Linked DNA regions of Homo sapiens: regions 1 and 2 are each linked to region 3. The links are chromatin loops, found by intact Hi-C in ENCODE. Cell type or tissue: heart left ventricle. All regions are shown on one strand.

Evidence for each region. Peaks named below come from ENCODE experiments on the same cell type or tissue, not always from the same donor. Only the 100,000 strongest peaks of a DNase experiment are listed, where the experiment ranks them.
Region 1: a loop joins it to region 3, with 2.3 times the contacts of the local background. A loop is called at or near these places in 16 of 110 quality-filtered maps.
Region 2: it touches region 3 in a loop (4-fold over the local background); 6 of 110 quality-filtered maps call a loop at or near these places.

Annotation. Positions count from the first base shown.
Region 1 is chr11:22,784,251-22,792,250 of GRCh38, forward strand. The region is part of intron 7 of GAS2 (growth arrest specific 2); the gene reads left to right. Among named protein-coding and RNA genes, the nearest start is that of LINC02718, 41 kb to the right of the region's middle. RefSeq lists a silencer at 3,353-3,647 and an enhancer at 7,845-8,000. In heart left ventricle, a CTCF peak has its summit at 3,515 (motif pointing left); no DNase peak of the experiment used is centred here.
Region 2 is chr11:22,331,162-22,339,161 of GRCh38, forward strand. It overlaps SLC17A6 (solute carrier family 17 member 6), which reads left to right and starts at 7,220. Exons shown (of 12, transcript NM_020346.3): 1 at 7,220-7,458. The coding sequence starts at 7,373. It overlaps SLC17A6-DT (SLC17A6 divergent transcript), which reads right to left and starts at 7,061. Exons shown (of 4, transcript NR_186351.1): 1 at 6,834-7,061. In heart left ventricle, a CTCF peak has its summit at 3,078 (motif pointing right); no DNase peak of the experiment used is centred here; H3K27me3 peaks cover 2,478 bases.
Region 3 is chr11:22,621,261-22,629,260 of GRCh38, forward strand. FANCF (FA complementation group F) reads right to left here and starts at 4,563. Exons shown (of 1, transcript NM_022725.4): 1 at 1,273-4,563. The coding sequence starts at 4,550. The coding sequence ends at 3,426. It also overlaps a transcript of GAS2 not described here. RefSeq lists enhancers at 3,453-3,612, 3,623-3,672, 4,053-4,262, 4,127-5,026, 4,353-4,542. In heart left ventricle, a CTCF peak has its summit at 3,935; a DNase peak (open chromatin) is centred at 4,381; H3K4me3 peaks cover 2,543 bases; H3K27ac peaks cover 1,682 bases.

The DNA.
Region 1 (8,000 bases), 160 kb after region 3:
GATTCTGTGTTTGTATTTTCTGTTATAAACTATCTTGGGAAAGTAATGATATCATTTAAGGGTTCTGTGTCTTCAACTATGAGAAGGAAAGCTTTGGATTGATGATAGTAAGTTACTAGTAAAGTTAACTAAAGTTCAAGGTACTTTCTAGGTCAGATAGTTCATATTCCTTACCATATACCAACCTCCCCAGGTCTGCTACACATAGTATTGGTTGGCAAGGCATGAATCTTCTGTGACTCTAAATTTCATTATCTGTAGAATGGATATAGAAATAACTGCCTTCCAGGTGATTATACGTTAAGAGCCTGGCATATAATAGTCATTGCTCACAATGTAAATGGTAGCTGCTCACTCAGCCTTTCCCCACAAGCAAGGTTTCATAGGTTTTTTACCATCCTATGCACATTTATTGTATATGCTCCAAGATGACTATGTCGTTCCTCCAATATGAGCCTCAGAATCAAACCCAGTCCTACAAATATGTTCTCATAAGTAGCCTAAATCCTCTGTGTATCTTCCCTCTTCTATTCCTATGTAGAGGCATTCACTTTCATTTCTGAGACATTTCTCCTGTCTCTCTTTCTACCTGGTTTCCCCAACTCATTGTTGCTTTTAACTATAAGATCTGAGGTCATGGTTTAGATTCATTTGAAGACCACTTTGCGTCTTCTGGCATGGCTACAGAAGGTTCCAGTAAACCTGACACAGGCAATCCTGTGGTTAAATTGCAAGGACACCTTCAGTCTTAGAGGACAAAAAGAGGAAAAGGGATAGCAAAAATTCCAGTGTTCCTCCATCACACTAGACATATTCCAAATGTAGAGATTCTGAATGCCAAGAACAGCTTGCTTGGTCTGTGTGAGTCGTGGATGTTTTGTCATCTAAGCCCGATGTACTCTCCCACACTTTGCATCATTACTGAGGGATAAAAAACAAAAACAAAAATCCCCCCATAGCACTCAGAAAGTGCATCTTTATAGTCCGCATGGAAAAAGAAGGTCAGTGGCACAAAGCATTTGATGCCCTACCACCTCCTCTTTTTTCCATTCATCCTGGGTGAAGGAAGAGTGTGTCTTTTCTCCCACTCCTACCTAGCCTGTCTGATTCACTCTGTTGCATTGTCCTCATTGGAAACTGCTTTCCTGGACTCTTGACACATTCTTACTGTATCAGAGCTGTGCTTAACCAGGAAGTGCCAGATGGTACTGAATCACTGGCTGCTTAATATTCAAGAACAATATTACATACAGAACAGAATAATGTATGTGTTGATTAAAGGACTTTGCTGATGTCTTGGGAATCAGGAAATGCCCTTGTCACCTCCACAGCTGTGCCTTGACAATTTATGCAGATTACAAGTTTTGTGGGGGACTCTTTGCTAAGCATGTTTCTACCTTTTTTTTAAACTATATCTTCAGCACTTGGTTTTTTGCTCTAAGCTGCTTGCCATTCAAAGTCCTAGATATATGCTACTTTCGTTGAAAAGATTGTTTTCTAGTGTCCTCTTCCTTGTCGCTCTCTTCAGGATTATAAGTCTATAAGGGAGTATAGGACAAAAACTGTAAACATAGATAGCTGTACTTTTTTCGGGGAACTGGCATTATAATTCTGGAAGATGTCAACATATTGGCACATTCAGAAATTACCTTCATGATGCTATGGACTGTGAGTAATATGTAGTTATCTGAAACAGTTTCTGAACATGAAAGGATATAATAAATTCAAGGCATACTTCTTGGATAAATCCTTCTAAAGGACTTAGTTTTCTAAGGGGAGTTTTGGTTAAAATCCAAAGCAAACCAAGCAGAGAACTACCCTTTTATTGTTCTATCTGTCCACAAACAGATTCTGCTTCTGCGGTATCCACCTCAGAATAGCTTAAAATGTTCTTAATTATGTCCCTTAGTTCTGTTAAAACAATCACAAAGCTTACCAGGCTTTTATTTTTGAAAATAGATTTACATTTACATGAGTTGGATAAAAAAAAATTGTGAAAATGAACTTCATCCGAGCTGTCACCATCAATCTTTATTATTTTTGAAAACAATTGGCCAGATAGAAATACTGGTAAAAATTACTGAGAATGTCTTGAAGTGGGTTTTTGAAGATTAACCAATAAGATCAGCTGCATATCTCATTACCTAACAAGTCCTCCTATGTCCATTAATCTACTTATGTATGGATAGATAAGCGTTTATCCACTTATTCATGCAGAAAGAACTTATCACTGTCCACTATGCAAGGACTGGTTTTCAGTAATAGTAATATAGGATAGTATTAGTAATAAGTCATATCTCAAGACGTGTCTTGAACAATTTGCTGAATTTCTAGAAGATAATCGGCAATGTAGTACAGAAATGATTGTAATTGTATCTACCGTTTACTTCTATGAATGTTGGCCTTGTGTGGAAATAGACAAAAATAGATACCTGTCTCTGACAATGAAGTTACAAAATTGACCACAAAAGTAGATGCAAATGGGTAGGACATTGTCAGTGTTGGTGAGTGCAAACTTGTATCTCCTTCAGTGCTAAATATCACACTGTTAGGTATTTTCAGTTTTATTTTTGAGGACTTTTCAGAAAGAAGTGAGAAAGGCTTCTACTACTTCTTAAAATCTCATTCTCATAGTCACTACCCTATAGATTCTGAACAATGCATATTAGAATCACATGGATAACTTCTAGAAAACTACCTCCATAAGAAATTCTGATTTCATTTGTCTGAAGTGAGGCCTGATAATCCACATCTTAACATGCATCCCAATAATCACTTTCATTTCCCCACATGAATTCTTTTTCTTCACCACCATGAAAATACACAATTGTTCTTAAAACTGATATAATACATTTTTGAGCATTTGTCTATATTTGGTGAGAGAGAATAGATACTAATGAAACAAGATTCCTGCTCTCAAAAAGCTCCCAGACTTGGAGTTTTCTGAAATGTATGACGTAAATCCAGGCTCTGTAGCTATTTATGCTGTGTGACCCTGGACAGGTTGCTCAATCTCTCTGATCCTTGGCAATTAAACTGCAAAGGGAGAAAGCAAATATTTTTCTTCATAAGGTTACTAGAAGCATTAAATGAGATAAAGTGCTCAGTAGAAAGTAATGTTGTTCCTATTATTCAGTATTTATTATCAATTTAATGTGCATAACATACAATTATATGCGATATATGCAGTGCATGTACATATACATAGTTATGTATACATAATTGTTGTGTGTATGTGTGTATACATACACACATACACATTAAATATTTGTTACTTTCACACAGAGAAACATATGTGCTGGAGTGACAAGTAGATTTATTCCGAAAAAAAAAGAAAAAAGAAAAAGAAAAAAGATCAGCTAAATAGTTTTTAGCCCAGTAAAATACATTGGAGTCACTGGTGAGAAGCGTTGGGGGAAAAACACGTTTGCTTCTTTAGTTCTGATAGAATTTAAACAATGCAGCACTGCATTTTTATTCGGGGACAAACCCACGCATTTAATGTGCTGCTGCCACCTAGTGCTTAGATTCAATAACTACTATTTTGCTAGGAGTTTCTTTCAATGTCAGGTATTCAGGGTTGGAAAACAGCTTGGTATCTTGTTAGTTCTTTTGAAAGAGATCTTAAATATGGTTGAGATATGTTTGTGTTAGTTTATTGGTTCGCATTTCTTTTTAAAGTATGTAATTTTGAATAGCTGCTGGCTTAAGTGGAATGGTTTATTGGCTTCTTGCTTGTCATGTAGCTCATCTTTTTGAAAGGTGTCGGAGTGCCTCTGCAACATGAAATGGTGTGCGTTTCCTTAAGTTTGTATTTAAGCAAGATATGCTGCTCTGCAAGTAAAAGGAATGTAGCACTACGTCTGCTCTATTTGCACTGTTATTATGTTATAGTAAAATGTTATATTGTGAGTCTTGCATGTTAATTAAGCTCATGGTAGTAAAAGTGACACCAAAAGGAGAGGCCAAGAGACATGAGAAACAAGAAATTATCACTGAGATTTAGAATATGAAGAAAATATGTTTTTCTTCCTTTGACAGGAAAAGTTTCAGTATGATTTGACTTCTTCATATGAACAATCATATGATATAGAATAGGATTTTTCAAACTCAGGCTCTTGATATTTTGAATGAGATGATTCCTTGTTTGGGGCCTGGGGCTATCCTGTGTATTGTAGGAGATTTCACTGGGTTGCTGGCCTTTACCCATTAGATGCCAGTGTAAGCACTTGTATCCCTGCCCCTACTTGTGAGAACCAAAAAGGTCTGCAGAAATTGTCAAATGTCTCATGGGTTGAGAACCACTGATAGAAAAAGCACACTATAGTAATTACAGATCAAAAGTGATTTTTATATTTTTAATTAATCTAGGGTTTGTACTAATTGGGGACAGAGCTTATGTGATGCTTCATGAATTGCCAGCAAATTCAAGCTATTTAATTACTTATTCCCTCATTTATATATTTGAGAGAGACAACATCGTATAATAGTCAGTAGTATAAGTTTGAATCTCAATTCTGCCACTTACTAAATTTTGTGATTAAATAATTTACTATCTCTATTAATACTAAAATCTAAAATTCCATTTTCTTCAACCATAAACTGGAGATAATTATTGTATTTCCTTCACAAAATAAGTATAAAAATTAAATGAGATATTGCATTTAAAGTCCATATCACAGTGTCTACCAATTAGGTAATTACTCAGTAATTATTAATTATCATTTAATAGATATTTTAAATCCCTCTATGTGCCAGGAATTGTGGCAATCACTAGGGAAATACTGATGATTTACCTATAATTTCCCAAAGTAGATCAATGTAGTGGGAAAAGAATTCAAATATAATTATATATATAATTATCTTGATCATTACTGTAATAGAGAAGAAGTACAAGATCCTATGCCATGTCATTGTTATCAGGATTGACACTAATTTGATGGAGATACTTTTGGGAATCAATTGCTAGTCAGTAGTTAATTGGCTGAAGTAGAAAAAGTTCAATTTCCTGGGGCAGTATGCCTAGATTTCATATATATATATATATATATATACACACACACACACACACACACACACACAAACACACACACACACATAGGCATACATACACATATACACATATATATGTACATATATATGTGTGTGTGTGTATGTGTGTGTATCTCATATGAGATATATATATATATATATATATATATATATTCTTTTTTTTTTTTTTTTTTTTTTGAGGCAGAGTCTTGCTCTGTCGCCCAGGCTGAAGTGCAGTGGCGTGATCTCGGCTCACTGCAAGCTCCACCTACCGGGTTCACGCCATTCTCCTGCCTCAGCCTCCCGAGTAGCTGGGACTACAGGCGCCCGCCACCATACCCGGCTAGTTTTTTTGTATTTTTTTTAGTAGAGACGGGGTTTCACCGCGTTAACCAGAATGGTCGCGATCTCCTGACCTCATGATCCGCCCGCCTTGGCCTCCCAAAGTCCCGGGATTAGAGGCGTGAGCCACCGCGCCCGGCCATGATATGTATTTTTAATGTAGTCTTTGAAACTAGCAGAAAAGAAATATATATCTCTCTATATAGAGAGATATACGGATATATATTTTACTTCAGAATGCTGACCGAGTTATAAAACAAGTAAATGGTTCCTTATAACACATTAGCTATGAGAAAGTATGTTTATTTTTCTAACATGGTATGATACATAAACATGGCTCTCCGGGTCTGTTCTGGAAGTCATTAGAAAGAGACAACATATTTGGTAAGCACATTTTCCTTCTGTCTCCCTTTTCTCCTCTGTTAAATGGGTTATGTGTACCCCTACCTACTCTACCTACCTAACACATGTTACAGCCAATGGCATGATCTCCATCTGTGAATCAGCAGTGCATCCCGGAAAAAAGAGAGCAAAAATCTGGTGGGAAATTGGATGAGAGTGAGGTAATTGGAACACTGAGAGAAGGATTCTAACATCCACACCACCCCTGGTGCAGTCAACCCTCTTTAGCCTGGACCACTGCAATAGCGTTCAGACGGGCCTCTCCTATCCCTCTCGCATTTGTGTATAACAAACCTGCACGTTGTGCACATGTACCCTAAAACTTAAAGTATAATAAAAAAAATAGTGAACTACTCAGTGCTGTGTACAGAGCCATGCTGCTTTACATTTCTGTCCCTCTGCACCTGATTTCCCTCAGATGGAAAGCATTTTTATACTTTTTCATCCAACAATGTCCTACTTTTCTTTGATGCTCATATCATTTCCTCCAATGAGGACACTTTCACAAAACCTATTGCCCTCAAAGACTCGGCTGAAAGTATCCTCAATGTTTTCTTCTTCTCTATTTTTTTTTTTTTTTTTTTGACAGAGTCTCGCTCAGTCACCAGGTTATTTTTGGTAGAGACAGGGTTTCACCATGTTGGCCAGGCTGGTCTCGAAGTCCTGCCCTCAAGTGATCCGCCCATCTTGGCCTCCCAAAGTGCTGGGATTACAGGCGTGAGCCACCACACCCAGCTTTCAGTATGTTTTCTTAGCATCCTTTATTAGAATAAGCTTAACAAAGATATATTATTAAATATAGATAGATAATATAGATTATTAAAATTGCATTGTAATAAGAAATTTGAAATGTAGCATATGCAGAGAAGACCTGTTTTTTGCTTCAGAGTGTCAAAGATAATTGGGAAATAAAACAGCTATATAAATGGACATCAGAGGAGAAATAAAAATAACACTGAGAGCATAGATAACAAAACCACAAAGGTGAAGAAATTCTAGCAAAAATAGCTGCTATCAGAGATCAAATACTCAAAATGAAAAAGAATAGATTAGGCAAGATTAAATCCCCTTCCTGAAGACCTGTTTGGGTAATGGATAGACAGAGAAGAAAAAAATGGTAAATTTGAGATTTGAGAATGAATTTATGGTGAAGATACTGAGTGACTGGATAATGGAATTTCTTGTGAAACTGAGTTAAAGATCTAGAAAAGGTGTAGAGGGGATGGGGGTGTCTCTAAATGGAGAAATAGACAAAAATAAAATATAAAGGGAGAGGCAAGCCTTTTAGGTGCTGACATCAGACATCAGAGATTACCACCAGGTCCATGGTGTAGATGGATAGCACATCTCAGTTTGCAGGTCTCAGTGCTGAGGTCTTCAAGATCTGACAGACATGCTTTTCGCAACTACTTTTAGAAGTTAATGGGCCAAAGATGGAATATCCATTTCCATTAAAGTGTATGTGTTAATCATAATATACAGGAAAAGAAAGAGGAAAGATCTTAAAATCTGGAGGCCACTAATGTGACTTTAACATTAATTAATTTTCTTTTTCTGATCTCACTATAATAAACTGGCTAGATACTAGGGAGAATGAATCACAAAGTGGCAGAAAAGAGATATGGGTGAACTTAAAAGATATTGGAACCAAGAAAAGAGGGCTTTTAAGACAAATGAAGGAATGAACAGAATCAGAATGAGTTACACTATTGCCAGCTTTGCCTCCCTACACATATACTATAGATAAGGCGATGACTTCATGAAACCAAAGTGTTGGCAACTTAGGAATGGTTCTGTATATGAGGCCCTTCTACAAACAAGCACATCACTGGAGGCTGAGCTGAATTGAAAACAATTAGGAAATATAAGTTAGACTTATCAATGAGGAGTGAATATTGGTGTTCCTTTAACATCATTTTTTAGCTTAAAATACAAAAGGCACAGGAAGGTGTTTATCAGAAAACTCATAGTTTCTCACTGACATGAAGTGATATGGATATGCAGGTAAGATTCTGAAATACTAAAGATATTTGTGCAAGCAGGAACATATCATTGCACACAGTGGGTTACTGGAGAAAGAAAAGGAAGTGGCTGAGGGATCCACATAGCTGAAGATTTGTGCCATAGTTTGTCATAAGAAAACACATATCATTTGAGAGAGGTGGACTAAACAAATAGAAAGTAGTTCTAGTATGCCAGCTGGGCCCTAATTAGATAAACAACAT
Region 2 (8,000 bases), 290 kb before region 3:
TTTACATTCTTAGTTAAAAATCTGAGTTCTCTGAGAGCAAGATCTGTGACTTACTTATCTCTGTTTCTCTGGTACTCAACAAAGACCGGGCACATAGTCATAACTTAGAAATGTTAAATAAAAATTTAATTTAACCCTAAAATTCAAGGCTTTCTTTTGTCTGGGCCTATTCTTTCTTTCTAATACTTTGGTTTAGAATTACTCTTACATGATTCTTTCCTCTTTCCAGTGTTTTAACTTTGTATTCTAAACTTTGATTCTGTTTATCCATCCTTCTTCCATTCATTTATCCATCTATCAAATATCTAAAGGATGATATATCAAGATGTTCGCATTTGCAAGCAGTAGATATCTTAACTCAAACTGGCTGAAATATTAACAGAAAAATGTCATTGGCTGAAAAATTTGAAAAGTCAGTCTAGTTAGCAGGACTTAGTGTCGTTTGATCAGACCTCTGACTCTGTTTCTCCATAAGGAACGAATTGAATGAATTAGCACTCAATATCAAAAGAGCTGCAATGAGTGAACAAACACTCTTCATGCTATGCAATAAGATCTGCCCAGTATGCTTCTCACCACAGTATAATGGTGTCTTTACCATTATTATAAGTCCACAAGCAGGCACAAAAGAATAAGTGGTGGCACGCTTTTTCAGTGATTTATCAGCAACCTTTTCTTCTTTGTACTAGGAAAAAAGGCCACATACAATGTTAATATCATGGGAAGCATGTTTACCCACTGATTTTCAAATGATTTAAGTCAATGTTGTAGGTCTGCCTTTTAACTCAAATAAATATTTTTCGTTTTTACCACTAGCGGGCAGCAGTTAGGAAATATTAATAGTGACTACTATTGTATATATTTTTTTACCTCTTCAAAATTATAATTAGCTTGTGCTTACAGCGGTGAAATATTCTGGATCTTTTATGTTCTGTTCTATTCCAAAACTATGTATTTAGATTTTTTGCTTTGGAAAATTTTACCCTAAATGTTATAGAAGTAGAAACCATCCCACCCTCTGCCTCTAGTAGAGTAAGTAACTTAGAAAATAGTGTGAAATTAAACAGAAACTTCCTAGATGCTAATAGCCAAGTGGGAAATTTCAATAATATTAGAAGCCTTCCTTCAAAGAAGATGGTATTTTACCATTTGTGACAACAAAATGTATGGCAGCCAAAGGAAGAGAATCAGTAATCTAGGATGGTAAAGGCAAAATAGGATCCCTATGGGACCTAGATAGACATTTCAATTAGGTATGTTTTGTCATGTCATTCAATTTATTTATTTATCTGTAAAACACCGTACGTCCTGGTGGTCTCTGCCTTGATCTCCTTCATACTGAAGTGTATATTTATTTTACTTCCTTTACAGATTTGCAGTTCTTTTCTATTCTTAGATTTTTCTCAAACTTTCTGTATACAATTAAAACTTTTACTTTAAGAATTTTTTTTAGAGTTGAAGACACTGATGCTTTCAAAGTCTTTCTGTAATTTATCATGTTGCTCTACGTGTATAGTGTGGAATTCAAAGTTAGAAATATTTTTCTGGCATTAGAGGAGCAGCATTTGTTCTCCATTCACTTTAAAATCTTAATTTTCCCAAGGCACAATGGCCTGTAGTGAATTAAGGCTATTTTCTCCCATTAATGCAGAAATAAAAGGGTAGAATAAGATGTATACACTTTTCTCATTGTAAATTATAAATACAGAGTAGATGCACAGAGAAAAGGAAACATTGCATATATGACTACATACATGTGTTTTTGGTAATTAAAATATATGTTTGAGGTAACAATATAGGCTTATTTAATACTTCCTGCTTCCAGTTTTTTAATCAGACAGTTCACAGAGAAGTCAAAAGACGTCTTACACCAGGCCACTAAATATAGCAGTGTAAAGTATTGGGCTATGTGCACAGATTGTCGTTTTTAAGACAAACTGAATTATTTCTTCTCTTTCCAGCTCTAAGGAAATTATATAATGATAATTTCTTAGAAATTGTCTCTGAGGCTAACACTGCAAAGTAAAATCAAATAAAGCTGAACTAAAAATTGTCTGCTTAAAAACCCTTGGTAAGAAAAAAGTCACAGATGAATTCTAGGGCTTATTTGTATAGCTTCGAACTGAAAGAAGTGTGTAATTATTAGGCTGAACATTTACTTAGGAATTCAAAGTCAAATAAAGCCATACTGTAAAAAAGCTTTTCAAAGCAGTTTTGTCTTTAGGAATGTCCACTCTCTACATATAATATAAAAAGCTATAAAACTGTATTGAGTCCATTTATTTACTATATCCCAGAAAAGGGCCTAGCCAACAGTAGATAAAAATACCTATTGAGTGAATATTTTTTGAAATAATAAACTGAAGATGTTGCATTCAAAATAGCCTCAGAAACAGTCACCTTAAGGTTCGTTTTTCTCTTTTTGAGGTGGGGTCTGGGTATATTTCCCAGATGCACTTCAAACTTCTGGGTTCCAGCAATCCTCCCACTTCTGCCTTCCTAGTAACTGGGACTACAGATGCACACCACCACCTTGAGGTATGTACTTGAGGTATTTCTTAAAAATCAGTTTGCCTTAAAAATACCACAGAAATAGTTTTTGAATGATCTTAAATAGAATGCCTTTAAAACATGTTTGTATTTTTGGTAATAGGGAGCAAAACATCAAATTTATGTTACTATTTCAAAATATTTATAAAATTATCACAATTTATTCTATTGTATATCATTTTTACCTATGTGATTACCACACCATTACTAAATCTTAATACAGTGAAGTTTCCTTTAGTACTAGTTTTTTGGTTAACTGGGGGATTCTCAATCAACTTATTTCTAAATACATTTAGTACTAAGACAACTGCAAATGTGTTGCCCACAAAAAAGACTTTATAGTTTCAGATGTAGATTTAATTTAACAAATATCCAAAAGAAGAAAGAAGAAAGAAAGAGAGAAAGAAAGAAAGAAAGAAAGAAAGAAAGAAAGAAAGAAAGAGAAAGAAAGAAGAAAGAGAGAGAAAACAGTAGGTGTAATTGCATAATTAAGGACCACAATTGTCTCTAAAATATTAACATATCCTTCCACCAGAGGGCAACATTTGCAAGACATTTAAATGATTACTCAAAAGTATTTCCTCCCACAGGGATATAAACAAATAGAAACCTATTACATTGCTGTTGGCTAATACCTTATGTACATCTTGAAAAATAGTATGGATACAATTATTTAAACAATTGCTTATAAAACTCAGTGTATACATATAGTGAAACAACAAATAAGGTAACTCTTCTTTAAATATGTAAAAAGAACTTTCAGAAAGCACATTTCTACATATTAGTATTTTTTCAGTTTATTATTAATCATTTAACTCAAATATAATAAAAAAAACTTAGGATGGGAGAAACAAAAGAAAATAAGTTTTACATCTTTTTACATCTAAAGACTTTTCATCTAAAGTCATGAAAAGGCATAAAATTTTACAAGCAGAAAGGATAATAGAAACCACACGATACAAGCCTTCATTTGTGCCAGTAAGCAAACTGGCTTATTAGTGTTCGATGATTGATACAAAATTGCAGAGATGATAATCAGTGGAACCAGGACCCAAACTCAGGTAAACTGATTTCACATTTCATACTCCGAGATGTTGATGTTCAAAATGTGATCCTTAGGCAAGCAGTTGTAGAAACGTGTTACAGTGGTTGAATCTTGGGCACCACTCTAGACCTATTGAATCAGAATCTGTATTTTAACAAGACCTTAAACTGTGAGAAACTCCTCTAACCTGAGCTGTTTTCTCATCACCAGTTACATGACTTCAGGTAATTACTAAATCTCACTTTCCTCCTCAATAACATGGGAATACAACTATTTTAGTTTAAGGAATAATTATAAGGAATAAATACGTTTATCATGTAAATAAAAGCTACTCATAAATTGTAATATTGCACACATATTATATTAGTTATATTCAGTGAAAACTTCTCCTTTTATTGTTAACAGTTCTTGACAAGAGGGACAATTCTTCCCCTAGAAGAAAAGTGGTCTAATAATGCAATTCAGGACTTGTTATAATTGGATGTAAGTTATTGGGGATAAAGGAGGGTGTCAAGAGAAAGGAAGCCTTTTCTGATATGCTTAAATTAATATCTTACATATAACTACTAGTGTTTCTTTGCATAAAGATAAATCTGATGAATTTAGGGCTGCAAAAGTACACGTTCAGCGTTTGCAATTTGTGTCCACTCATGAAGAAAATCTGTTGGGTTAGCAAATGGTGTCTGAATATATGTTTCTTACACTGGGAGCAGCTATGGGTTTAAAGCCAGCCTAAATGACATTCTTCAGTCGCAGGTGGTCTAGTAACGTTTCTTGTAATTTTCCACACATAACATTTTTCATTGTTTATGAAAATACCATTAAATACACCCCTTCTGGCTAGGGTGCTATCCAAATACCACCACTCCACCCTGCCAAACTCCACTGGGCTGCCATCATCTTTATAGAACTACATTTCTTTTAACTATTAAGACAGACAAGAAAACATTGTCTCTTGAAATATATTCTGGACATTTTCACTCCCGGGCTGGGTTATTTAACTTGTGTAATTTCACCCATAATTGTTTGAAATTGTATTTTTGTGTCTATCTCCCAAGTAGCTTGTGAGATATTTCAGGGAGAATTCCCAGATCTAGTATTATTCTTGACACTCAATGAATATTTTTAGAATGAGTAAATCAATATTACCAGTTATTCTGATTCAGTTGCTCACCCTATTATCAAGAGAGTGGAAGAGAGAGGAGGATGACATTCATTTCAATAAAGGTGAATATAACTGTTTAAAAACAATGCTTTTGTGTTGGATTTATATTGCTTAGTGTCCCCTCATATTTGTGTATTGGAGACTTAGCTATCATGTTTACTGATGGTTTAGATAGATCTCTAGTCATTTGTGGTGCAACTTAAGCTGGAGTGCTTAGGAAAATCATTTACATATCATCACCCCAGCTTCACAAATATTTGTTGTAAATTCTATTTTTTTGTATAACTTCCCAGAATTCCAAAATCATTAATATCTCTAAATAAATATAATTTAATGAACTTAGTTATTAAAGATTTGAAAAATACAGATATTTTGAAAACACCTAGATAAGTCAAGTCCTGAATAGCTTGAATCTTTTAATCTTTTTCTTTTCTTTTTTTTTTTGCAAGGAAATAGTTTAATGAGGGTTTTTTTTTTGTCTCCTTATACTTGATCTTGAGAAATAGATAGTATTCTGAGGCATCCCATGGTTTTAGAGAAAAATTAAATTCACTGTTTTATTGAAGATACATATTTTAACACAAATTTATCAAAAAAGATAAAAATGTCTTCATTATCCTTTTCTTTATTATATTTCACAATGGAAATAATTTGACAACTATCAAACTTAATAATGGCAGATGGTTTTAGCTACTTTGACATTTTTTTCCAGCTATCCATTCAGTGAATACATAGCCATTATATCATTTGAACTATTCAGGTAATATTCTTATTTGATTCTCAATTTAGATCCATATTTTTGAGATTTTGTCTCAGGATCCTAAGTAAAATTGACTCCCTCTGTTGGCTTATGTGACATCCAAGGTTTTGACCTTGAAAATGTGGTTCAAGGCCAGTCTGTTCTGTAAGCATTGGCCTGAATTGTACTTAAGAAGTTTGTGATTCATGTGAAAGAGATTAATAATTTACATTAATCTAGCAGTTTTCTTGCTTGCTTAATGAGATAAATTCATTGATGCTGTACCTGTATATATAAAGCCAAAACTCTTACATGAATGTCTTTCAAAATTTATGCTTTAGGAGAAGGACATACAAAGAAAAATAAAATAAGATTTGAATGGAATATATGTAAATTAAAATAAATCTTTTTAAAAATAAATCTTTAAATTATCAATTACAATTTGTTGGCAAGCACAAGGTATAGCCACATATTTCATCAGTATATTGGTATTTCAGTAGTGTATTGTAAATTAGTTAAATAAAGATGCTTAAAATTCCAAGGAATTTATATTAAATTAACTGTATTTTATTTAATCAACTTCACTGAGTTTATAGCTATTCTTTTTTCTTCTCTCCATACCTCCCACCTCTTTTTCTTTATCTCTCCTTTCCTCTATTCTTCATTCTCTCCCTTTCTTTCTTTCATCTTTTTCCTGTCAGGAGTTAAAACAAACACATGAACAATGTAATTATGTATTTTGTGTGCACATATTTTATATTCAAGGGAGCCTAGGTGTCTTGGAACACCACAAGCATAAGTTAAATATGTTGAAATCTTTCTTCCCTGCAATACTGGCATCAGCGTGCTGGACAAAACGTAGCAAACTAGAAGTAACTTGTGAATTTTTAATAAAGTTGTCTTCCCTAGCAGAGCTAAATGCACCATTCTCCCTGCAAACTCTGGAGATGATGACATCTTCCCAATGGTTTCCATAGCATCCGTTCCTGAAGAGCCCCCGTATGGTCCTTGGTCAGGGCGATCCGCCCAGCTCCCCTAGAAAGTTGGCAACCTAGCTAGCCAAAAGAAGAGTCCCCTATTCCTGAAACTTACTCTGTCCGTGGTGCTGAAACATTGTACCGAGACCCGCCCAGACGGGCGCTGTCAGCCGCTGAAAAAAAAAATCTTCCCCGAGGCTGCCCAAATCAGAACTGTGTATCTTTTATTTACTCACGTCCTCAAAGAGCAGCAAGCCTTCTCCATCTTAATTTGACTCTACCGCAGAGCAGACTTACGCTGGCGTGATGGGAGGAGATCATGGGCAGAGAGGAAAAACTAATAGCAGCATTGCTCACCTGAGACCTGAGATGCTCCCATGAGTTTTGAATATGCTCTGCTCCTTACAGCAAAGACACCATTTTTAAAAGTACCATTCTTTTGACTTTGCTGTTCCCAAGGCTTCTGTGATATTCCGGCCCCTCCGTTTAAAAGCCATCAGATTTGAGAGCAATAAGTCTTCAAAACCGGGAATTTACATTGTTTTTCAGCTGACCGACTTCCAGGAAAAGGACTCAACCGCATCTACCCAAATACCGTGGCACTGCTTGCGCTCTTTGCCACCGGATCCTCCCCTTCCAATGAGACTTTCTGATTGTGTCTACCAACTCTCCTATTAGGAAACCCGTGGGTTGCATGCAGCTATTCTGTTGTATTCTCATTCTCACTCTCCCTCCCTTCTCTCACTCTCACTCTTGCTGGAGGCGAGCCACTACCATTCTGCTGAGAAGGAAAAGCCCGCAACTACTTTAAGAGATTAAGACAATATGCGCAATCCTCGCCTTTCCTAGCAATCACTATTTAAATCTGGCAAGAACTGACAACAGTCTTTGCAAGAATGGAATCCGTAAAACAAAGGATTTTGGCCCCAGGAAAAGAGGGGCTAAAGAATTTTGCTGGAAAATCACTCGGCCAGATCTACAGGTAAGACAAAGCGAACACTTGCTTACCTGGGGCTCAGCATGAAAAAATCTGCAGGGCCGTTTCCGTAAACCCTGGTGGCTCAGAAAGATTGTAATATGATCGGAAAGTCTTTTTGTTGCCCATTGCTTGGAGCGGGGGTGCTCTGGAAACCTGCTTATTAATGCAGGAATGTTGCACTAAATGAACCTGTCTGGTGTGTGTGTGTGTGTGTGTGTGTGTGTGTGTGTGTGTGTTTGATTTTTGCTTTGGTGCCTGCAGAGTTTTTGTCCTTTACTACACAGGATTTATCTTCTTTACAGTTAAGAAATGGCCAGCCCCTGCTCAAACAGCGTTTCTTTTGGTGCTTATAGATACCCCGAATTAAATTCCTTTGATGCAGACAAATGAATATAAAACACAACCATCTAAAAAAATAACCAAGAAATTCCAAAGAGTAATGGTTTATATATATATATATGTTATATATATATGTTATATATATATGTTATATATATATGTTATATATATATGTTATATATATATGTTATATATAGTTATATATA
Region 3 (8,000 bases):
TAGCATTATCGCCACATGTAACTGTAGGAGAAATTGGGAAATTTACTCTCTATCTGGGTGGCCATTTTCAGCTAAAACCTGGTGGTAGGCTAAAATGAAGATGGGGAATATTGATCTTGGGATATAACAGCAATTTCCAAAGCAAAATAGAATGATATGGAGATAGAAACTGGGACAGAGCGGTTACATGATATGAGTAGTGTGAGAAGATCTAAGATCTAATATAGGCCCGATCAAAGTGACAGGAATGATTTTTAAAAAGTGGAAGAAAGGAAATATTGGGGAAAAATGGCTGGAAATTTTTCAGAATGAAGAAAAACACATATCCACACATAAATGAAACACAACATAAAACAAGCAAGAAAAACAGAAATTTACAATTAGATATTCTGAAGTGACTATAGATACTGAAATCGGGACCACCTTAAAATAAACAGAAAGAAGAAATCACTCTACAAAATAACCACAAGTAGACGAATAGCTTTCTTATCAACAATGAAAACCAGAAAAGAGTTAATATCTTTAACATGTTAACCTGAAATCAGGAACACAGCAAAACTACCTTCCAACAACAACAAGGAACGATCTTAGTAAATAAAAACTGAGTTTACCACCAAGAGACCTTCTCCAAGGGAATTTGAGGTACAATCATGGGAAACAAAATTGTTAAACCAAAACACTGGATAATAACTTGAGAGTTTATAGATAAGAGATCAGGGTTAAAGTTTCCTAAGGTCCATAGTATCATTAAGAAGGAGGGTTAAGATACTAATATTAGATATTTTTAAGTTAAATATGGTAAGTTTTGAGAGTAAAAGCATGGGTATAGAATTAACATCCTAACTGGTAGAGGGGAAAATATCATGAAATAAGAAGACAAACAAATATTTAGTCAATTAAAGAACTGAGAAGTGAAACATAGAGAAATCAAAGGAAGTGGAAAGCACAAAATAGGATAGCAGGAAAAAGTCCAATCATACAGTGTTAATATATGACAATGATAATAGAAAAAAATAGACTTTAAAGCAGAAAAGCAGTCACTACAAACAAAAGGTTCAATTCATTAAGATGATATAACGATTCTATATTTGTTTGCATGTCATAAAATTGCTCAAAATACATAAGATGATAATTGATAAAATTTCCTGAAACAATGTTACAATGGGAGATTTCAATAGTGCTCCCTCATTTGATAGGACATAGGGAAAAAACACAAAATAAATATCTCTAGATTTTATAAAGAAGTTATCAAATATTCTATTTTTATAGTCTTCCTCTCACTTTTTTCTCTCTCAGTGTATGCGTAGATTCCTAATCTTTTCAAGTCCTTAAGAGAAAGTATATAAAGCTCTAATGCTGGTTTCATTTATTCAAACACTACAAGTATCTACCATATGCTGGACACTGTGCTAGGCTTCTGGAAATAAAATAAATGACAGATACGGCTTCCACTTTCATGTTGCTTTTGTTTATACCCTTGGGCATTTTACTTAATCTTTTAGCGTATATTCATAAGAATACAGTTTTGGTGTGAAGATTAAATAAGATTATGTATGTAATGAACATATGGAGACTAAAATAACAGAATAATAAATGGTAAGTATAAAATAGATTTTAAAATGTTATTTCTTAAGTCTATTGTCAATCTTTACAATTTTATTGTAAATCATAGTGTGAGATACAGCTGCAAATATAGGGAAGTAAGTTCACAAACTGTTATTTTCTAAAGCTAAAGCTAACATTAGGCCTTGCTATGGTAGAACTCTTCACTGGGTTGTTTCTTAAAAAAAATTCACGCAACTGACAGGAGGAATTGTCTTTATTCTTGCATTAATGATAAATGTAATCTACAAGATGGCCTTCATGGATTAGAAAAAGGAATCAGACCACAAGGAAAAAGAAATTGCTGGTTTTCACTCAAGATTTATCTAGAAAAGTGTACTGACTACTGGAATAATAGTTTACCCCTGGGTTGTACCACAGAATGAGAAATTCTACAAGATTATACAACTCTTTTTCTACAAGATTACACTACTCATATTGTTTTTATTCCATTCCGGAATTAGAAATTAACTTTCTAAATATCATTTTTTTCTCCAAAAAAATCCTCTTACCAGCTAACCTGGATATGGACAAAAATATCTTGATTGCTGTAAAGGTCTATCTCCCTAGTAAAAATGAATAAATTGCCCTTGAATTTATTCAAGGCAATCACTATCAGCTGTGGAACACCCAGGTAAACTAACACAACTAGGTTCCTACACACAAAACAAATATTCTAAACTGTTTCCACAGGGCAGCCACCAAGGGAAAAATAAGGAAATTTAACTATTTTATTCTAAACACTTCATTTACATATAAGGCAACTGTGGCCCCAAGGTTGTGATTTATTAACCTAGTTAACGGCAGAAGCTGCACTAAAACCTGGATCTTCTACTTAAAATGTTGTTTTGGCCAGGCGCGGTGGCTCACGCCTGTAATCCCAGCACTTTGGGAGGCCAAGGCGGACGGATCACAAGGTCAGGTGTTTGAGACCAGCCTGGCCAGCATGGTGAAACCCCGTCTCTACTAAAAATACAAAAAATTAGCCGGGCATGGTGGCCTGCGCCTGTAATCCCAGCTACTTGGGAGGCTGAGTCAGAATTGCTTGATCCTGGGAGGCAGAGGTTGCACTGAGCAGTGATCACACCACTGCACTCCAGTCTGGGTGACAGAGCGAGACTCCATCTCAAAAAAAAAAAAGTTTGATTCTTTTATCATCAAGCATTAATTTAATATCCAAAGGCATATATTCGTATTTACTGTGCTTTAAACATTTGTCTGTGCGTCAATGCTTTAAAGGGACATACTATGTGGTGATTCATTTTCAAAGTAAGAATTTGCAGAAAATGAGAAACAAACTTTCTGAACAATACAATTTTAATGCATACTAAGGCTGGTTAACTGGTTAGAATACTAGGTTAACAAGGCCAAACTCCAGATAGGCCAACAGCTTTTCAAACCAATATTCCTGACACTGCCAGGAATAAAGAAAACTCTTCACTACTGAGGGAGGGACAGAAAACCTAGAAAAATAAACCATACTAAAAGAAAAAGGGTATTTTGTTTGTCACTTTAAAGCTGCTTTTTCTTTAAACGGTACACATATTTTCAACATTCTTACAAATGGGCCTTCTATTAAAAAGCAAACTATTGCTAATTCCATGGCTTTAAGTGGAGTACTTCCAATCACTTCCTCTATCCAGAAAATCCGTGACACTACATGCCAGCTACTTTGCATATTTATAACTGTTTAATAAACTATTCAAAATTAGCATCTAAAATAATTATACTTTGGACACACGAAGGCATATATTTGGTGAGAACATTGTAATTTTCATTTTGTAAACTATATATTCTATATTCAAGTAATAACACAGCATTGCCTATACAGAACTGAGGCCTGCGCTGAGACCCAAAACTTGTCTTTTCCTAAATGCACCACTACGAAGAGCTAATAAGAGGTCTGTCCAGATGCTAAGACCAGGTACTTCAAAATCTCCATCCTGCGCTTTACAGGTCTCCAGGGCAGTTAGAACTTTATCTTTCAGAGGTGGAGGGGCCTGACAGAGGCTTTGAAACCTATTGTGCAACTCCTCCCAGGGCACATCTTGGGACTCAGTTCCAACCCAAATGCCTTTCTGAAGGTCATAGTGCAAACGTTGACCCCAGTCTGTTAGCAGACCCAGATAGACAGGAGACAGCGCTGGGTGGCGGCTAGTCACTAAAGTCAAAAGCCCGGCTGGGAGGGCGCGACAAAAGGCAGCAAAGACTTCCGAATTCCCCAGAAGCCAGTGGACTAGCACTTGGCTCCCCTCTCCAGGTGATTTGTGGATGCCGGGTTCCAACTCTTCTTGGGGCCGACGAGACAAAGGCGGCTGCAACAGCGCCACCGCTATCACCTTCAGGAAGTTGTTCTGAGGCAAGCGCTCCCACAGGCTGCTGAGAAACCTGGCGGGACGCTCCGCTTCGGCCTTCCCCACCTCCTGCAGACGCTCCAGCAGCAGCTCCGCCTGGGTCTTCATCAGAGAGTCCTCCTGGAGATTTGGGTTCTCTCTATAGCCATTGAAGCGCAGCATGTGCACCGCAGACCGCCGGCGGGCAAGGCGGGCCAGGCTCTCTTGGAGTGTCTCCTCATCGGCGTCCCGGACGCCCGGGCCGGGAAAGAGTTGCTGCACCAGGTGGTAACGAGCTGCATCCCCGAGGGCCCGGTTCTCCAGCAGGCGCAGAGAGAGCAGGACGTCACAGTGACCGAGGGCCTGGAAGTTCGCTAATCCCGGAACTGGACCCCGCCCAAAGCCGCCCTCTTGCCTCCACTGGTTGTGCAGCCGCCGCTCCAGAGCCGTGCGAATGGGGCCATGCCGACCAAAGCGCCGATGGATGTGGCGCAGGTAGCGCGCCCACTGCAAGGCCCGGCGCACGGTGGCGGGGTCCCAGGTGCTGACGTAGGTAGTGCTTGAGACCGCCAGAAGCTCGGAAAAGCGATCCAGGTGCTGCAGAAGGGATTCCATGAGGTGCGCGAAGGCCCTACTTCCGCTTTCACCTTGGAGACGGCGACTCTCTGCGTACTGATTGGAACATCCGCGAAATGATACGCCTCTCTGCAATGCTATTGGTCGAAATGCATGTCAATCTCCCAGCGTCTTTATCCGTGTTCCTTGACTCTGGGCAACTTAAAAGCCCTAATACTTTTACTTTCGCCACACAAAGAGGTTCTTCTTAGTGGAGGGAGAGCAGATGTAGGGCATCCTACCGAGAATTTCCGGAACCACGTGCGAGATGATGCCAGTCATGAACGTCTCCGCGCTTCCTTTCGCTTTGGAAATATCCTTAAGTAGAAATTTTCTGAGCTTTGCCTAAAACTAGAATCTGTGTTGAGGTTTTTCAAAATTAAGTAACGCCAGAGACATACTGTGACGTGAGGAAACGCTCTTAAATGAAATTTTAAGATCTATTTGAGAAACATGTACTAAAAATGTACTGACCTCCTATTAATGCCAGGCGCTATGCTGAATTCTGGGCCTTCACATTGTCCTTCCATTATTAGAACTGAAGCCCAGATTATTTGAAACAAAAAATAAACTTCAATAATTTATTAAAATTTGCAAAGGAACAAAATTTTACTTCACAATTGTACATTTCGTTTTCGTAATTTTTAGGACAAAATAGCTTAATTGACTCTTCTGTCATACAAATAATCAGCTGAAGGAAATGGCATTTAAGAGCATCGAACAATAATAAATGTTTGATTAAATAAAAACCGTGACAAGAGAGTAGGGAGGAGAAGGTCCTATGTCGCTCACTGATGCACTTAACAAACATTTGTCAACTCCTAGGAGTTGCATTCTGTACAAAATGCACAACAATTCTTACTTAAGTTCATAATATAGTAATTCATTTGAGCTGAATTTCCTTCCAGTCCTAAAGACACAGCCAAAACTATTCGAAAAGTGGGGGAAGGTGTTTTGTTTTGTACTTTAACAAAAAGGGGAAGAGAAACAAATTTAAAAGAGGGGAAGAGTCATTTTTCATTTATTAAAATAAGCATTCCTACACCTTTTAGAAAGTAAAGCAGTGATGTGCATGCTGTTAATTCAGATTTATGCATTTATTTATTTATTTTGAAACGGAGTCTCATTCTGTCGCCCAGGCGCGGCCAATTTTTGTATTTTTAGTAGAGATGGGATTTCACCTTATTGGTCAGGCTGGTCTCGAACTTCTGACCTCAAGTGATCCTCCCGCCTCGGCCTCCCAAAGTGCTGGGATTAGAGGCGTGTGCCACCGCGCCCGGCTATTATTTGATTTTTATTAGTTATCTCAAACTCTTACTTGGTCCTGAAATCGTTATTTTATTTTATCCTAAGGATACTATGAATCTTAAAATTCTTTTTCTTGGCTACTACAAACTTAGAACCAAGTGTGCAGCCTGCCTTTAGCAAATGTACAGGCATCACTAATTCATTTATTTATTCTTATATTTAACACCTATTATGATACATAGTATGAGGTGCTACAGATTTAGTAGTAAAATAAATGCAGTCCTAGCATGAGTGGAGAAGTTCATCTTGTACCATTTAAGAGAGACATTAAATGAATAACCTCAAATGTGATAGTAGGATGAAATTGAGTGGGGTCACCAAGTCTTAGGGGATAGGAAGGTCTCTTTAATTACTGACTTTTCAGGCCGGAGGCAGTGGCTTATGCCTGTAATCCCAGCACTTTGTGGGGCTGAGGCCAGGCGGGTGGATTACCTGGGGTCAGGAGTTCCAGACCAGCCTGGCCAATATGGCAAAACTCTGTCTCTACTAAACAAACAAACAAAAAAATTAGCTGGGCATGGCGGTGCACACCTGTGATCCTAGCTAATCGGGAGGTTAAGGCAGGAGAATAGCTTGAACCCGGGAGGTGAAGGTTACAGTGAGCTGAGATCGGGCCACTGCACTCCTGCCTGGGTGACACAGCAAGACTCCATCTCAAAAAAAAAAAAAAAGGAAAATGGAAAAAAAAAGGAAAAGAAACCAACTTTTCAGTTGAAAGTTCAAAGCTGAGTGTTCAGAGGAGCCTTCAAGGCTACAGGAATCCTTAATTTTTTTTGCAGGTATCTGAGTTGAAAGAACCAGGCCTATTTAAGGAGGTGGAAAAAATCCAAAAAAGCTTTGATTCAGAATGGGGATGACAGTGTATGGCAAGAATTATGCAGATTAACTTTAGCTTCATACCTTTCTACTTATCTGTTTAAATCTTGATTTTAAATTCTTCCTTGAGCATAGTAACGTATAAACTCCTACATATTTCAGATTAGTCTATTTTCATTAAATAAAATGTCTATGAAGTTTCCCCCTCTAAAGAAAGAAAAGCCTAGCATTTCAACCTATATTCTTGAGGCAGGGTGGGGAGGGATACAAAAACTTAATTATAATGCAAAGCAGATTTTATATATTTTGAAAATTTTAAGAATTTTGCTATGAGAGACTAGATAGAAACTGACAGGAGAGTTCTGGGAAGACTACAGAGGACTGATACTTGATTTAGGCCTCAAAGTGTTTGAACAATCATGGGACAGAAGAAAATCCAAGTGAGAGAAATAATATAAGGTAAAATATATGAGAACACAAATGTGTGTACTGTGTGCCATGAATACCAGGAACAATCTCCCTCCTCTTGGTTTTGATCCCCAAATTCCTGGGATACAGTAAATTGGGAAAGAAAAAGGCCAAATTTCAGCAGATTTTATTTTTATTTATTTATTTTGATTTTTTTCTGTTCTTTGGTGAAGTTTTCAAATATTGTAGCTCATAAAACTTTCTTGTCGTCTTTTCATTGCTTTAACAGAATTTTTTTTTTATTTCAATAGCTTTAAGGGTACAAGTGGATTTTGGTTACTTGGATGAATTTCAGTGTGGTGAAGCCTGAGATTTTAGTTCACCCTCTAACTGAGTAGTGTACGTTGTACCCAACATGTAGATTTTTATCCCTCACCCCATCCCACCTCCCCTGCTTCCAAGTTTCCAGTGTCCATTATACCACTCTGTCTGCCTTTGCATACCCATAGCTTAGCTCCCACTTCCAAGTGAGAACATGCAGTGTTAGGTTTTCCATTCCTGAGTTACTTCACTTAGAATAATGGCCTCCAGTTCCACCCAAGTGGCTGCAAAATATATTATTTCATTCTTTTTATGGCTGAGTAGTATTCCATGGTATGTGTGTGTGTGTGTGTATGTATGTATGCATGTGTGTATATATATATATAACTTTTTTATCCACTTTTCAATTGATGGGCCCTTATGTTGGTTCCGTATCTTTGCAATTGTGAATTATGCTGTGATAAACATATACATGCAAGTGTCTTTCTGATATAATGACTTCTTTTCTTTGGGGTAGATACTCAGTAGTGGGATTGCTGGATCAAATGTAGCTCTACATTTAGTTCTTTGAGACGTCTCCATACTGTTTTCCATAGA